Linked DNA regions of Homo sapiens: region 1 is linked to region 2. Evidence: chromatin contacts called from ENCODE Hi-C or POLR2A ChIA-PET data. All regions are on one chromosome and are shown on one strand. The core of a region is the stretch at or near the end of the contact, and the rest is flanking DNA. Distances in the headings are between cores, read along the strand shown. Region 1 holds the start of LINC02437 (long intergenic non-protein coding RNA 2437). Region 2 overlaps ACSL1 (acyl-CoA synthetase long chain family member 1).

Region 1 (7,316 bases), core at 713-3,212, 190 kb after region 2:
CCTTCAAATCAGACCAGCTCTAGTGACAGAGTCTGGGGTTTTCACTGGAGAAAATAAACTGGCATGAAATGTAACCAGCGAGATGGCTTACTAGTGATAAGAAAGTGTGCATGTGAGTGTGTGTGAGTGTGAGTGTGCGTGTGAGTGTGGATGTGTGAGTGTGCATGTGAGTGTGAGTGTGCATGTGTGTGATTGTGGATGTGAGTGTGCATGAGTGTGCATGTGAGTGTGTGAGCGTGAGTGTGCGTGTGTGATAGTGTGAGTGTGCGTGAGTGTGTGCATGTGTGGAGTGTGCACGTGTGTGAGTGTGCCCGTGAGTGTGTGCATGTGTGTGAGCGTGAGTGTGCATGTGTGATAGTGTGAGTATGCGTGTGTGCATTTGAGTGTGTGGAGTGTGCACGTGTGTGCCCGTGAGTGTGTGCATGCCTGTGTGAGTGTGCATGTGAGTGTGCGTGCGTGTGTGCATGTGTTTGTGTTTTGCAGGAGTAGCAGCAACAGCACTGAAAGACCTATTCCCACTCAAGATGGTTGTATGGTCCCTGCAAGCTCTGGTGAAGGAGGATCTCCCCCAGCCCTCCCCTGGCTTTACCTGTTTCCGGGAATGGTGGGTGATAAACTGAGCTTTCATCAATGGTGAGTGCACACCCTGGCCCAGTGTGGAAGGCTGAGTACAGCCCCTAAAGATACGCATGTCCTCATCCCCAGAACCTGTACATGTCACCTTATATGGCAAAAGAGACTTCGCAGATGTGATGAAGTTGAGGGTTTTGAGATGCAGAGATGCTCCTGATTATCCAGGTGGGCCCAGTGTCATCACAAAAGTCCTTGTGGGGAGGTGGGGGAGATCTGATCACAGAACAGGAGTAGGGACTGTGATGATGGTAGCAGAGACTGGAGGGACAGTTTGAAGGCAGAAGAAGGGGCCACAAGTGCAGGAATCAGGGTGACTGCTAGAAGCTGAAAGGGCAAAGCGATTCTGCCCTGGAGGCTTCAGAGGAGGCCAGTCCTGCCAACACTTCTACTTTAGCTCCATGAAACCGATTTTGGACTTCTGAATAAATTTGTGTCATTTGAAGCTACCAAGTTTGTGTAATTTGCTACAGAAGCAATAGAAAATGAATACATGCAGTATGATGAGAACATTCCCAGTCCACTCTGAGAAGGTTGTGCCGCCCAGATGAGTGCTGGTGACAGGGAGCCCGGGGTGGTGTGACAGGCTCATGTATGCAGCTGGGTCACCCCACATTCTGGGAACCACCCAGAGGTTTGCTCCGAGCATTGTCCTCGGTCACAGCTTCCTATGGAGAGAGTGGGGCCACATCAGTCTCCCACTCAGAGGTAAAGACATCTGTGTCTCCTGCAACGTCATCAGTTTGTCCCTGTGGCAAGCAGCAGGGAGTGACTGATTTGTGACACCACGCCTTACCTGTGTGACTTTCAATGATTGTTTTCCTAGGCAGCATTGCAGCTGAGCCGTCGGGCAAATGAGAGCCAAGCAAGTTGGAGCTGCCCGGGAACTGGATGTGCTTGCTTAGAAAACATTTCAACATTTCCAAGGGTATAGTTTCTCCCACATACTCTGGAACGCTTGGAAACCACTTTAATTAGCATTGTTTGCCTGTCTGGCTGCCTTGGGTCTTTGGTTTGCTGAGGGCTGCTTGGAGGCTATGCCCTCCTCTCCAGCCCCTGCGTTGGGAAGTCACAGGAGACCGGAGCTGCGCACGACATCACAGCGCCGAATTCTGACCCAATCTGAATCAAATGTCACCCATACCCTGTCTTCAACCAACAAAAGAGCAACGAAGCCAGAGACATCATCTTCAGCTGCCTTGGCCTGTAAGGAATTCATTCTGACTTGAGAGGTGCTTTAACACTTTCACATGTAATTGTGTCCAGAATTGGTGGGTTCTTGGTCTCACTGACTTCAAGAATGAAGCCGCGGACCCTCGCGGTGAGTGTTACAGCTCCTAAGGTGGCGCGTCTGGAGTTTGTTCCTTCTGATGTTCAGGTATGTTTGGAGTTTCTTCCTTCTGCTGAGTTCGTGGTCTCACTCGCTCAGGAATGCAGCTGCAGACCTTCACGGTGAGTGTTACAGCTCTCAAGGCAGAGCGCCTGGAGTTGTTCGTTCCTCCCGGTGGGCTCGTGGTCTCACTGGCTTCAGGAGTGAAGCTGCAGACCTTCGCAGTGAGTGTTACAGCTCATAAAAGCAGTGTGGAGCCAAAGAGTGAGCAGTAACAAAATTTATTGCAAAGAGGGAAAGAACAAAGCTTCCACAGTGTGGAAGGGGACCCCAGCGGGTTACCAATGCTGGCTCGGGCAGCCTGCTTTTATTCTCTTATCTGGCCCCACCCACGTCCTGCTGATTGGTAAAGCCGAGTGGTCTGTTTTGTCAGGGCGCTGATTGGTGCGTTTACAATCCCTGAGCTAGACACAAAGGTTCTCCAAGTCCCCATCAGATTAGTTAGATACAGAGTGTCGATTGGTGCACTCACAAACCTTGAGCTAAACACAGGGTGCTGATTGGTGTGTTTACAAACCTTGAGCTAGATACAGAGTGCTGATTGGTGTATTTACAATCCCTGAGCTAGACATAAAGGCTCTCCAAGGCCCCACCAGACTCAGGAGCCCAGCTGGCTTCACCTAGTGGATCCTGCACCAGGGCTGCAGGTGGAGCTGCCTGCCAGTCCCGTGCTGTGCGCTCGCATTCCTCAGCCCTTGGGTGGTTGATGGGACTGGGCACCGTGGAGCAGGGGGCGGCGCTCATCAGAGAGGCTCGGGCCGCACAAGAGCCCGTGGAGGGGGTGGAAGGCTCAGGCATGGCGGGCTGCGGGTCCTGAGCCCTGCCCCCCCGGGAAGGCAGCTAAGGCCCGGCGAGAAATCAAGCGCAGCGCCGGTGGGCCGGCACTGCTGGGGGACCCAGTACACCCTCCGCAGCCCTTGGCCCGGGTGCTAAGTCCCTTATTGCCCGGGGCCAGCAGGGCCGGCCGGCTGCTCCGAGTGCGGGGCCCGCCAAGCCCACGCCCACCCGGAACTCCAGCTGGCCCGCAAGCGCCGCACGCAGCCCCGGTTCCCGCTCGCGCCTCTCCCTCCACACCTCCCTGCAAGCTGAGGGAGCGGGCTCCCGCCTTGGCCAGCCCAGAAGGGGGCTCCCACGGTGCAGTGGTGGGCTGAAGGGCTCCTCAAGTGCCACCAAAGTGGGAGCCCAGGCAGAGGAGGCGCCGAGAGCGAGCGAGGGCTGTGAGGACTGCCAGCACGCTGTCACCTCTCAAAATCACTACCTGCGCCTCAGATTTGACAGTGAAGTGTTAGGGGTTAGATTATGCAGTGTCAGGGCAGGCTATATGGAAGTGATAATGATGTCATAAATGACAAGTTGCATTTCTTTCTTCCAATGACATACTTGCAACTTAATCAATTGCCTTTTTATTTCCCCCAATCCACAGATTTGTTAAACTATTCTATCAGATGAATATTTTGCTTATGTTTTATGCAAAAGAGGACTCACAGAATCTGAAATGTGAAACACAGGAAACTGACGTTCAATGGGCAGGCTACACAGAGGCTGGTGCAAAGCCATCACCTCTAAATTAGAACTAAATTACTAAATTATAACTAAAACTATAAAATAGACTCAGGCTGTTGAAACCATTGAAAGCAGCACACGGCATTGTTAAAGTCATCAACTACTATATTTATTAAGTGTTTTTGGGTTTTGTTTTTCTTTTTGAGACAGGGTCTCACTCTGGCACAATCTTGGCTCACAGCAACCTCTGCCTCCCAGGTTCAAGTGACTCTCCCACCTCAGCCTCCTGAGTAGCTGGTACCACAGGCACACATCACCTGTGTGCCTGGCTAATTTTTGTATTTTTCCGTAGAGACAGGTTTCACCATGTTGGCCAGGCTGGTATCCAACTCCTGACCTCAAGTGATCTTGCCCACCTCAGCCTCCCAAAGTGCTGGGGTTACAGGTGTAAGCCACCACACCCAGACTATTAAGTGTTTTTATAAACGCTTAGATTTTAAGAAGTGCTCACATTTTGAACTCTAACAGAAAGCTTAGGGATAGACAGGCTTGGCGACAGTTTGGAGAAAGATTCAATGTGAACAGATAAAACCTTTCAAGGTGGCGATGACTGAAGGTATTACTACAAAAGACTGTAGGATGAGTGCCTCAAATGTAATATGCCTATACCATAATGACAAAAATGCGAAGAATAAAAGATAGTAAAATAGTGTTTTAAAAGTTAAAATAAGGATAGAGTAAGAAACAAACTAGGAAGTGACAGGAATGACTCTAACATGTACTAATATTTGGACTACTAATGGCTAGAAATCACCAGCGAAGGTTGATGGAGTATTTGAGAAGCTGGAAAAAGAATCTTATAACCACTATCCGAAGAAAAGTTTGTCAAGCAAACATTGATATTCTAACAGAAAAAGTTTTCATATGAAATCCTGAAACTGGGCTTTCTGATGGTAAAATATGCATTATTGGATTCTAAATATATTCATTCATAGAGGACTATATTACCCTCAACTGTTAGCCTTCAAGAAATCGAACCTTACTTAAATACTGCTAGATAACACCAACAAAACTGAAAACCAATTAACTCTTTCTAGAGCTCTGTTTGCTATTAAAGCGATTCAACATGAATGATAAATTTAGTAAGTCAGCAAATGCGGTAAATTCAATGAATTTATCATCAGGCAAATTTTATTTCTGCAACATTAAATCTTGGCAAATCGTTTCTTATTAAACTGACCTAACATCAACCAACATCCGCCACACCCTTTCACAAATGAAAGATACCTAATTATAGGGTAGTGTCGTTGGCAAAAGACAAATAAGTATATGTATGAATTGACCACAATTTATAAACAATGTGTCCCATTTCAGCGTGGAGCCATCCTGCATTAGTTTTCACTAGCGCTTCCTTAGTGTGGCAAGCCGAACTACCGGAGTGTTAACCCGGATGGTGCCGTGAACGAGGCCACACAGGAACTGGGTTTCACCCTTGGAAGAAACACACAGCCTTGGACATTCATCTCCTGCCTGTTAGTTTCTTAGGGCTGCTGTAGCATGTTACCACAAACTGGATCAGACTGCAGACATGTGTTCACTGACGGTGCTGGACACTGCAGGTCCAAAATGGAAGTGTGGCAGGGCCAGGCTCTCACCGCTCCCCGCCGTTCAGCTTCTGTGTGGCTGCAGCCCTTGGTGATCTCAGCTGGCGATGGCGAAACTCAGCCTCCGCCTTTGCTGTCACATGGTGTCCTCCATGTCCTCACGCCGTCTTCTTTGAGGACTCTGGTCATATCGGATGACGGGTCCACCCTGTTCCAGCATCACCTTGTCCTAACGAATCACATCTGCAGTGACTGTACTTTCAAGGTTAGTTCTTGGGGACAGGACGTCAACGTATCCTTCCGAAGGACACAATTCACCTATAACACATCCTTGCCTCGACTTCCCAGACACACACACTTAGTGACAGCACACAGGAATCCTCTCACGGACCTTGTCATTTCTCACTTTCTATTGTATTTGGAAACTATTTTTAAATGATAGATTGTACATGCCAACACTCTTGACTAATACAAAAGCAGTTTTGATTGAAGTCGGCTTTGGAATGTCTCTTACTGGAAAATATGGCTAAAATAGAGTATTTTATTTCTCTGCCCCTTTAAATCCTTTTTCTGCAGTGGTTTTACTTTCCTCAGCAAGCTTACAGTCCATATTCTCTAACAATTCCAATTTAGTATCATTTATGTCTTTTCAATAAAATTATTATAGATATCACCTAAATGCAACATAATTGTAAGGCTTATTAAGGCTTATTATGCAAACAAATTCGCAAAGAATAAAACCTCCTTTGTTGAGGGTCCCAGTTTGGAGATCAGAATATTTTTCTCTAGCCTGATTGAGATAAAAAGTAAGAGGCTGGGGAGAGTTAGGCAGGGGGTCTGTAGGAGGGCGTTGACCTCTGCAGAGAAGGCCAGTGTGACAGGGAAGCAAGAACGAGCTACAGCAGCATCCAGCCCTGTCCCTGTGGGTGCCACACCCCTGACACCAGGCACAGTGATTTTACAGTCATGGAGTTCTCTGAGAAAATATGTCCCTCCCACTTTTCTTCCTGGTAATTAAATGTCAGAAGAAGAAACTTGAAACCAAGACTAGAAAAGGAAATAGCCCAAGAGTTGGCACTGGGATACAAAAAGCCCACTAGCTGAGATGAACCCAGCAAGGGGGCACGCCAGGCCAGAGAGCTCCCATGACCCTGGTACCAGGCTCCCCCTCTGCCCCGCCACAGAGCTGGGCTGGGCTGGGGACTTCAGAGGACATTTTCACATAACAAGCCACGTGTCAAGAGGACATAGAAGGAAGAAAAATTCCAGATATGACACGAGAGAGAATTTTCTCCCCACAGAGAGACTGGAGAAGGGACACCTACATGGTGAAGAAAGGAGAAGGAAGAGAAAATATCTCTGAGAGGTGGGGCAGCCCCTCAGCAATCCTGACACGGAAGCTGTGTTTGCAACAGAGAAAGAGGCAACAACTAACAAGGAGTTTGGGAGGTCAAGATCATCCCAGCAAACATCTACTGGGCATTAGCAAGGTCCTGGGCACTGCTTTAGAAACTTGGGACATCCCTGTAGGAAGATGTGGCATCTGGTCCGCAGGGGCTGACTGTCAGACTTGAGAAAAGGTGACGGCACTGCAGGACGATTCCTGCCATGGAGTCGTGAAGGAAGGGCAGTGGGAGGCGCATGCCGAGCATCTCTGAGGTGCCTCCCCGAAGGCACATTGGAGCCACGTCCTTTGGAAGAGGAAGCATCTGCTAGAAGGACAAACGGAAGAGGGGTGCCCTCAGTAGAGAGTGTCGCAAGCAAGTCCGTGCTGTGGGAGCATAGATTGCAGGATTGAAGACACCACAGTGGGGACCTCAATGAAGGGCCGTGGCCCGAGGGGAAAGATACTAGGCTTTGTTCTACAGCCCACGGGGAGCTCAGGACAAGTTCTGCTGAAGAAAGCATGATCCGATCTGTGGGACGCAAAGTTCTGTTCGGATTTTTTTGAAGGCCAGCATAGATGGGGAGAGGATGGAAGCAGGAGGCTGGAAATTGGCCCACGGCCTCTCTGCATCTGAACCTAGGTTTTGGCAGCATGACTGGAGTGGGAAGAGGTGCTGCTTAGAGGGCAGGGGTGAATATATTTCAGAGAAAGTGTCAGCAGTGTTGGAAAGTGGGGGGCAGAAGGCCCCCGTGATAACGCTTTTCTCTCTGGGCAGTCGTCCGCAGTGCTGCAATCCACTGAG
Region 2 (7,220 bases), core at 1,979-4,478:
TCAAAAGATCCTGCTCTAGGCCAGGTGCTGTGGCTCACACCTGTAATCCCAGCACTTTGGGAGGCCAAGGTGGGAGGATTGTTTGAGCCCAGGAGTTTGAGACCAGCCTGGGCAACACAGCAAGACCTCATCTCTAAAAAAATTTTTTTTAATTAGCCAGGCATGGTGGTGCATGCCTATAGTCTTAGCTACTCTGGAGTTAGAGGTGAGAGAACAGCTTGAGCCCAGGAGTTTGAGGCTGTAGTGAGCTATGACCACACCACTGCACTCCAGCCTGGGCAACAGAGCGAGACCCTGTCTCTAAATAAATAAACAAACAAACAAGCCTGCTCCTGGGTTTAGAGGCTCAAGCCACTGACTCTTCATATTGATCTGGACAGATCCAAACTTTCTATCCTGGTTTACTGCCCCCTTCCCCAAAGCCCTAGTTATAATATACAACTTTCTACTACTATAATGAAGGCAGCATAACAGAGTTCTGGACCTTCTACTAACTGTATGATATAATTTTACCTCTTTGGACTCAGTTTTCTTGTGTATAAAATATGAAGATTAAAAGACAAAGGGAAAAAAGTAACATTGCTGCATACTTATTGTGGGCCAAGCAGACATTGCATAACTCTTCAGTCCTCTTAGCAACACTGAAGGAGGAAAGGTACTGTCACTTCGGTTTTCCATATGAGGAATCTGAAGGTCAGAAAATCCTGGTGAACTTGCCCAAGGTTGCCTGGTCTAAGTTGGAGTCCAGTCCCACATCTGCCCCATCCCTCTTTTCCCTGGTCCCTTTCCGCTCCAACATGCTCCTGTACTTTGCTTAACTGCAACCACGTGTGTCTGGGCTCCGACCAATCCGAAAAGGTTTCCAGTCACTCCAGTGAAGATCGTTTTCACTAGGGGGCCATGGGGCTTCAATCTCAGAGAAGAGGCTAAAACATGTAGCCAGGCTAAACCGGAACACTGGCTAACACCAGAAATCTTGCATTATCTGTGACAGTGATGTAAAAAGAAAGCAAACCCACAAAATCTGCTTCTATCCATTGCTCAAAGTCACAGAGCAGCAGCAGCAAAATCCTTCAGAAGATAGAAGCTCTTCCTTGGCACGCAGGGCATCACAGTTATGACTGTGAGCTGCCACTACAGACACAAGGACGTGGTTCTCCAGACAGGGCCCTGATCAGTCCGGGCTCCAACACTTAAGAAACACTTTTTGGATTCTGTTCCTAACCCAGCTTGTCTGTCCTGTTCTCTAATTTAGGTCTTCATTAGAGGTGACCAGCATGAGTGTTAACCTCCTCTTTACAACCCTGATTTTTATTTTTCTTAGGGACAAGGTCTCGCTCTGTTGCCCAGGCTGGAGTGCAGTGGCACAGTCATAGCTCACTGCAGTGTCCAACTCCTGGGTTCAAATGATTCGTCCACTTCAGTCTCCCGAGTAGCTGGGACTACAGCCATGAGCCACCACACCCAACTAATTAAAATAAAAAAATTTATAGAGATGAGGCCTTGCTATGTTGCCCATGCTGGTCTCAAACTCCTGGCCTCAAGCAATCCTCTCACCTCGGCCTCCCAAAGTGCAGGGATTACAGCATGTGCCACTGCACCCAGCTCTACAATCCTGATTTTTAAAAGGAAATTTCAGAAGGTATAATTTACAAAGAACCTCTGTGCTACTGCCTTAAAAATCAGTAGCTGGGAAACAGCCAGCGTGGGTTGTGATGAGAAGTGGCCAAACCAAAAAGTGCGGATTCTTCTCATTTTAGTATCCGTGTAAACTTTATTGGACAAGGAGGGTGATAAAAACTGTGCATGTGAGATGGGGGTGCAGAATGAGGGTGGGAACTGGCAAACCCTGCTTACTTGTTTTCAAAGTAGGAACACAGCAACAATATTCCACTCCGGCCACCAGCCCCCCGCAGCAGTGCCAGATGCACAGGCTCTTCACCGGTACCTTATGAAGTGAATCAAGTTCCTCTTTCCCTGCCCTAGGTGTCCACAGGATGATGCTAGCTATATCAAAGCATCTGTAATTATTAAGCACCAGAATTCCAGAGCTACTTTTAAATTTAAACTTTTAACTTCTTTTTTAAAAAGGCAAAGCAAGCTCAGTATCTATTTCTAAGCCCCACAAATTCTGAAAATCAGAGCTAAATCAATGTCTATAAACAGAGAAAAATCAGGAAGCCTCTATACTGGGCAGTAAAATTATAGATTTTCATTTCTTGCTGCATATCTCAAGTTTTAAACTGTTCTAGAGAGAACATATGTAATTATTTTAACAAGGCACAATGCCTTTATGCTAAGCTAAAGCTTTAAAACCACACGTAAGTGCCCCCACAATTTCTCATATAATAGGAATTACTCATTTCTTACAGTTACTGCTAAGTTATACATGTCTTAACACTGCACTTGCCAACAACTCTTCATGGAGATGGCAGCGCTGCCGTGACACATCAGGTGCTCTGCCAGTAGAGAAGGAATGCCAGAACCTCACAGGAATCCCTTAGGAAAAGGGAGATTCCACTCATTCCCCAGCCTATGTGATTAGCTGAGGTGAAATATTAAGGTACCCTGACCTTCTAAATAGAAATCAAGTAGAAAGTTAACTTTTCTCAGCTGTAGTTCAGTCATTCTATATTTATATTTTGGCATGAATTAGACTGAAGAATCTTTTATATATTTTAAGAGTTTCACATTAATGAATCCAAGAACTTGTCTAAAATAAAACAAAGACCTAGAATCCCATAAATAACAAAAATGCTGACTCCAGCCAGGGCTTTATGTGGAAGGGCACACACTCCCTCTGCGGCAGTCAGCCCGGGGGGGTGGGGGAGGCCTTCCATCTCTTACATCTGGAAGCAGTAAATGGGGGGATCTTGTGTTTCACAATGTTCTTCTGCATATCTGCTGAATGCGGGAAACACTGAAGGGTGACTGACTTGGGTAGGGGAAAGCAAGCGACCACAGAGAAAACCAAAGAACAGGTGAGGAGTGGAAGCACCAGTGAGCATGCGGCCTCTTCATCTTCTCCACACCCTGCCTTTCTCACTAGGGAAGGCAGGGAGAGCAGGAGCACTAAGAATCTTCCTGAAAGGATCCTAAGGTTTCCTTACGCCATCCCTCCTATTAAGCCCTAATTGCCCGCATTCCAGTTTCATTTTCCTAACATGAGAGCACAGCCTCCAGTTTGCCCAAGTCACACACAACCACGGCGCTCAGCAGCCCAGCCAGACGCGCCTCTTGAGGGTTGTTTCTTCATGTCCTGCCCCGAATTCTGCAGCCGTGTTCTTCCGTCAAGTTCTTACTCCAGCCCTATTCTATTTGAAATCCCAAAGTCCCTTCCAACAGGCTAGGGATATGTTCTAAGCGTCAGATGTACCACGAGTGCATTCTTTTGGTAACATTTGTTTGAAAACTCTCATTCCTGCCAGAATCTAATCCCTGTGAGAACAGGGGTTCTGTGCTATATTTTTCCTTATGGAATCCTCCAGGCTGACCACAGTGCCTACCACAGCGTAGAAACTCAATGTCATTTCTAGAATGATCTTCCATGTGACGAGAGGTAGACACCCAACCGACACCCTCTCATCTGTCCCTGTGCCTATATTTTGCCCTGTACCTCTATTTACCACCATCAGTAATTTGGCACATTTCCATTTACAAAGTGCAGTTATAAACAAATATTTGATCTTGATGGCTATCACATTCAACAGGGCTCAGCTCATCTGGGGAAATGCGGAGAAAACGCACGAGGCAGGCTGGGCCCTCCACTCACCGCCACTTCCACTGACTGCATGGAGAGGTCGCATGGCGGCTTCAGGGGTTTGGGTCTCGTGGCGTACCAGAAGGTGGTGAGTGCTGCAAAAGCTCCGAAGCCCATAAGCGTGTTGGTCGGAAGAGTACGCACGTACTGTCGGAAGTCAACCAGCTCTGGCATTCGAAAATACCGGAACAGCTCATGGGCTTGCATTGTCCTGTGTTGATAGTTCTCTAAGCTGAATTCTGTTGGGAGAGAAAAATGTCACGTTCGTTCCAGGGAAGCAGGACCCCTCTCCAGAACTCCAAAATTCCACCGGCCAGCCATCTAATTGGGTAGCTGCTCGGCCAGTCCAGGCATTAAACCCACAATCTAATGATCCGGGGCTTTTCCTGGCTGTCAAGTGTCATTTTTCTAAAAACACTTTAGGATTTCATTTTCATTCTATTTCTCCATTACCTTGTATTGAAAAAACCCCATTCTCTTCCTTTCATTAACCATATTAAAAAGATTTTACTCAAGAAGAATTCTTCCCATAAAAACTCAAATAAGTAGATTTAAGTTTCTATTTTCTTCTTTGCTACTACGTCTCTGCTCTCGTCCATCCACCTAATCAAAAACACTCGACTCTCATTGTCAAGGCTAATGGGAATATGAGTGAAGGGGAAGTACAAGCCCAAACCACCTAAGGGCCATCAGTTTCTATTTCTTCCAACAGATCTCAGAACAAGTTCCCAAACTGGTTAAACACACCAATGTAAATTTCACCTTCTGTACTCCTCACACGACAACAGTGGCAATATAAATGCTGGGAAACCCATAGTTGGCTATCTGGTAAGATGAGTTTCTTTTACACTCCCCAAGACATTATAGCCAAAAGAAACAAACAGATAAATTGGTGTGCATAAACTTTAAACCAACCACCAGATATCTAAAGAGGGAATACAGCACAGTGTTGGAAAGAAAGTACAGAATAGTATTTGAGATCCTAGATGCAGCCGGACGCGGTGGCTCATGCCTGTAATCCCAGCACTTTGGGAAGCCGAGGCGGGTGGATCACCTGAGGTCAAGAGTTTGAGATCAGCCTGGCTAACACGGTGAAACTCCATCTCTTCAAAAAATACAAAAATTAGCCAGGTGTGGTGGTGGACACCTGTAATCCCAGCTACTCAGGAGGGTGAGGCAGGAGAATCGCCTGAATCCAGGAGGCAGAGGGTTGCAGTGAGCCGGGATCGTGCCACTGCACTCCAATCTGGGCAACAAAGTGAGACCCCGTCTCAAAAAAGAAAAAAAAAAAAAAAGACCCTAGATGCTAGAGCCAAATTCTGCCTCCCTGGCATATGAGCTGTATGATTTGGGACATATGACCTCCCTTCCCTGTGCCTCAGTTTCCTCATCTGTAAATGGAGACGGAAATAGCACCTTATCTCGCAGGGCTTTTCTGACTGCTAAATGACTCACATAAAGAGGTAAGAATGATCTCACACACGTTAGAAAGTGCTCAAAAATATTAGATTTTATGATTATTTCCTCTACCAACGCTCTGTGATTCATCCTGAGTGCAGAACAAGTAAAGCACGCAGGTAAAAACACTGCCTACAAGGAGTGTTCAGACAAAATTAAGAAGCTTCTGCACAGCAAAAGAAACTACCATCAGAGTGAACAGGCAACCTACAGAATGGGAGAAAATTTTTGCAATCTGTCCATCTGACAAAGGGCTAATATCCAGAATCTACAAAGAACCCAAACAAATTTACAAGAAAAAAAACAAAAATTTACAAGAAAAACAACAAACAAGTGGGCAAAGGATATGAACAGACACTTCTCAAAAGAAGACATTTATGCCACCAACAGACACGTGAAAAAATGCTCATCATCACTGGTCATCAGAGAAATGCATTGTGGTTTTGATTTGCATCTCTTTTTCTTTGTTAAAATACAGAAATTTTCTGCTAAAATTTAAATTTAAATGAAATTAATTTTAAATTTAATGGTCTCTGTTTTACAGGCCATTAATACTACCAGAACCAACATAATGTATTTGCTCTGCTCATTCAATCTCTGCTACAATGAATCCATGTAAGTGTACTCACTCACACACACACACACAAACACACACACGAAATTTCAAGGTTTACCATGACAGCAAAGAAAGAACAGATAAGCAGATTTCTTCAGGCCATGGTTCTGGAAAGAAGGCACCAGCACTTAACAAAACCACTCACCATCTGTGCCACCAACAGCTGACTACTAGGTGACACCCCACTGCAGACACAGAAGAGGGCAATGAGCCTGGAAGTGGGCGGGGGTTAGCAGGGCTCAGCTGCGCTCCCCCAGCCTACCAAGGTCTCTCAGGGCACAAGTCACATGCCGAGCCCCACGCTGCTGCCCACTGGGCTAAAGGTAACTAGCAGACAAAATCCACACTTGACTTCTCAGGAGAGCAGAGGGTGGAGGATAGGCCAATGGGCAGCCAGCAGCAAAGTCACCCCACTGCTCCACCCATGGGCAGGGACAGGCATCAGTGAGTGTTGCTGCCAGGACCGGTTCTGAAAACAGACACTGTTTTCTTTCTGCTCAGCTTCCCAATAAGAGACAACGGGCATATATTTTTTAAACCACTGAAATGAAGGATAGGATGCCGGGTGGTATGTCTAACCAAGGTAAGGCATACCAAGAAAGAAACAGATTGCCCAGAGCATGCTGACAGCAGATTTATTCTAGACGAATACATAGGAATTGAGCTACTCCCGTCACTGCATATCTGAGCACCTAGTGTGAGCCAGGCTTTGGCCAGGCGCTGGGAAGACAGTGTTGATGACCTGGTCTAGGCTTTCAGTGGGCTAACCTTCTAGCAGGGAAGATAAAAATCAAACAAGCAAGGTCTGCAAGGCACGGGGGAAGGCCTTTCTGAGGAAGGGATGTACACCAGGCGGGATAAGCAGACAAATCAAGTCCATGTCCTATTGACACTGAGTGTTCAGATTTCAGAAACAGTATTGCAACTCCACAACCTCAAAGCAGCCTTGGGAATATAATGTGCAAACTTGCCTTGCCCTCAAATCCTTCCACCTCTAGTTGTCTTCATCACCCTGCAGCACTCCAGGCCTGAATAGGAAGTACTCACCCCGACACACACTGCCATGCCTTTCTCTCTTCTCTCCCCAAAGCTCCTAGAGTAACTCCCATAAAACCTAGATTGTGTGAATTTGCAGGTGCTGTTCAACAGGATCACATCCCTGAGTGAGAATCTTAAATAATTCCTCTGTAAACAAATACAGTCAGACACAGGGGATTAATTTGTCTATTTTAAGCATCAGCAGTAGCCATGCTATAGACTGCTTTACACCAAGAAAGTTTATTAAATCTAAGAAAGAACACTTTAAAAAAAAAACTTCAGAAAATTATATATTTAGTAGCATGTGTACAAGAACATTTCATTAGATACTAATCTATAATACTAAGG

Evidence for each region. Hi-C counts contacts between places; a loop is a spot of excess contacts on that map. ChIA-PET counts read pairs that join two places held with the same protein, here RNA polymerase II (POLR2A). Pooled maps may share reads with other maps.
Region 1: a map of HepG2 shows a loop between it and region 2 (2.9-fold over the local background). The contact joins the promoter of LINC02437 here to the enhancer-like site in region 2. A Hi-C loop is called at or near these places in 3 of 168 maps with a recorded cell type or tissue (GM12878, HepG2 and psoas muscle), 16 of 37 single-sample maps with no recorded cell type and 5 of 50 pooled maps. POLR2A ChIA-PET finds 5 or more read pairs at or near these places in 1 of 52 experiments (MCF 10A).

What each region holds. Positions count from the first base shown.
Region 1 is chr4:184,987,385-184,994,700 of GRCh38, forward strand. LINC02437 (long intergenic non-protein coding RNA 2437) reads left to right here and starts at 1,963. Exons shown (of 2, transcript XR_001741949.1): 1 at 1,963-2,082.
Region 2 is chr4:184,799,548-184,806,767 of GRCh38, forward strand. It overlaps ACSL1 (acyl-CoA synthetase long chain family member 1), which reads right to left. Exons shown (of 21, transcript NM_001995.5): 2 at 3,773-3,999. The coding sequence starts at 3,967. Among named protein-coding and RNA genes, the nearest start is that of ACSL1, 23 kb to the right of the region's middle. Within about 2 kb of position 3,229, at least 4 of the 41 ENCODE cell types and tissues checked have a DNase peak (open chromatin) inside an H3K27ac peak, as active enhancers do; they include psoas muscle, where a contact is called at or near this core.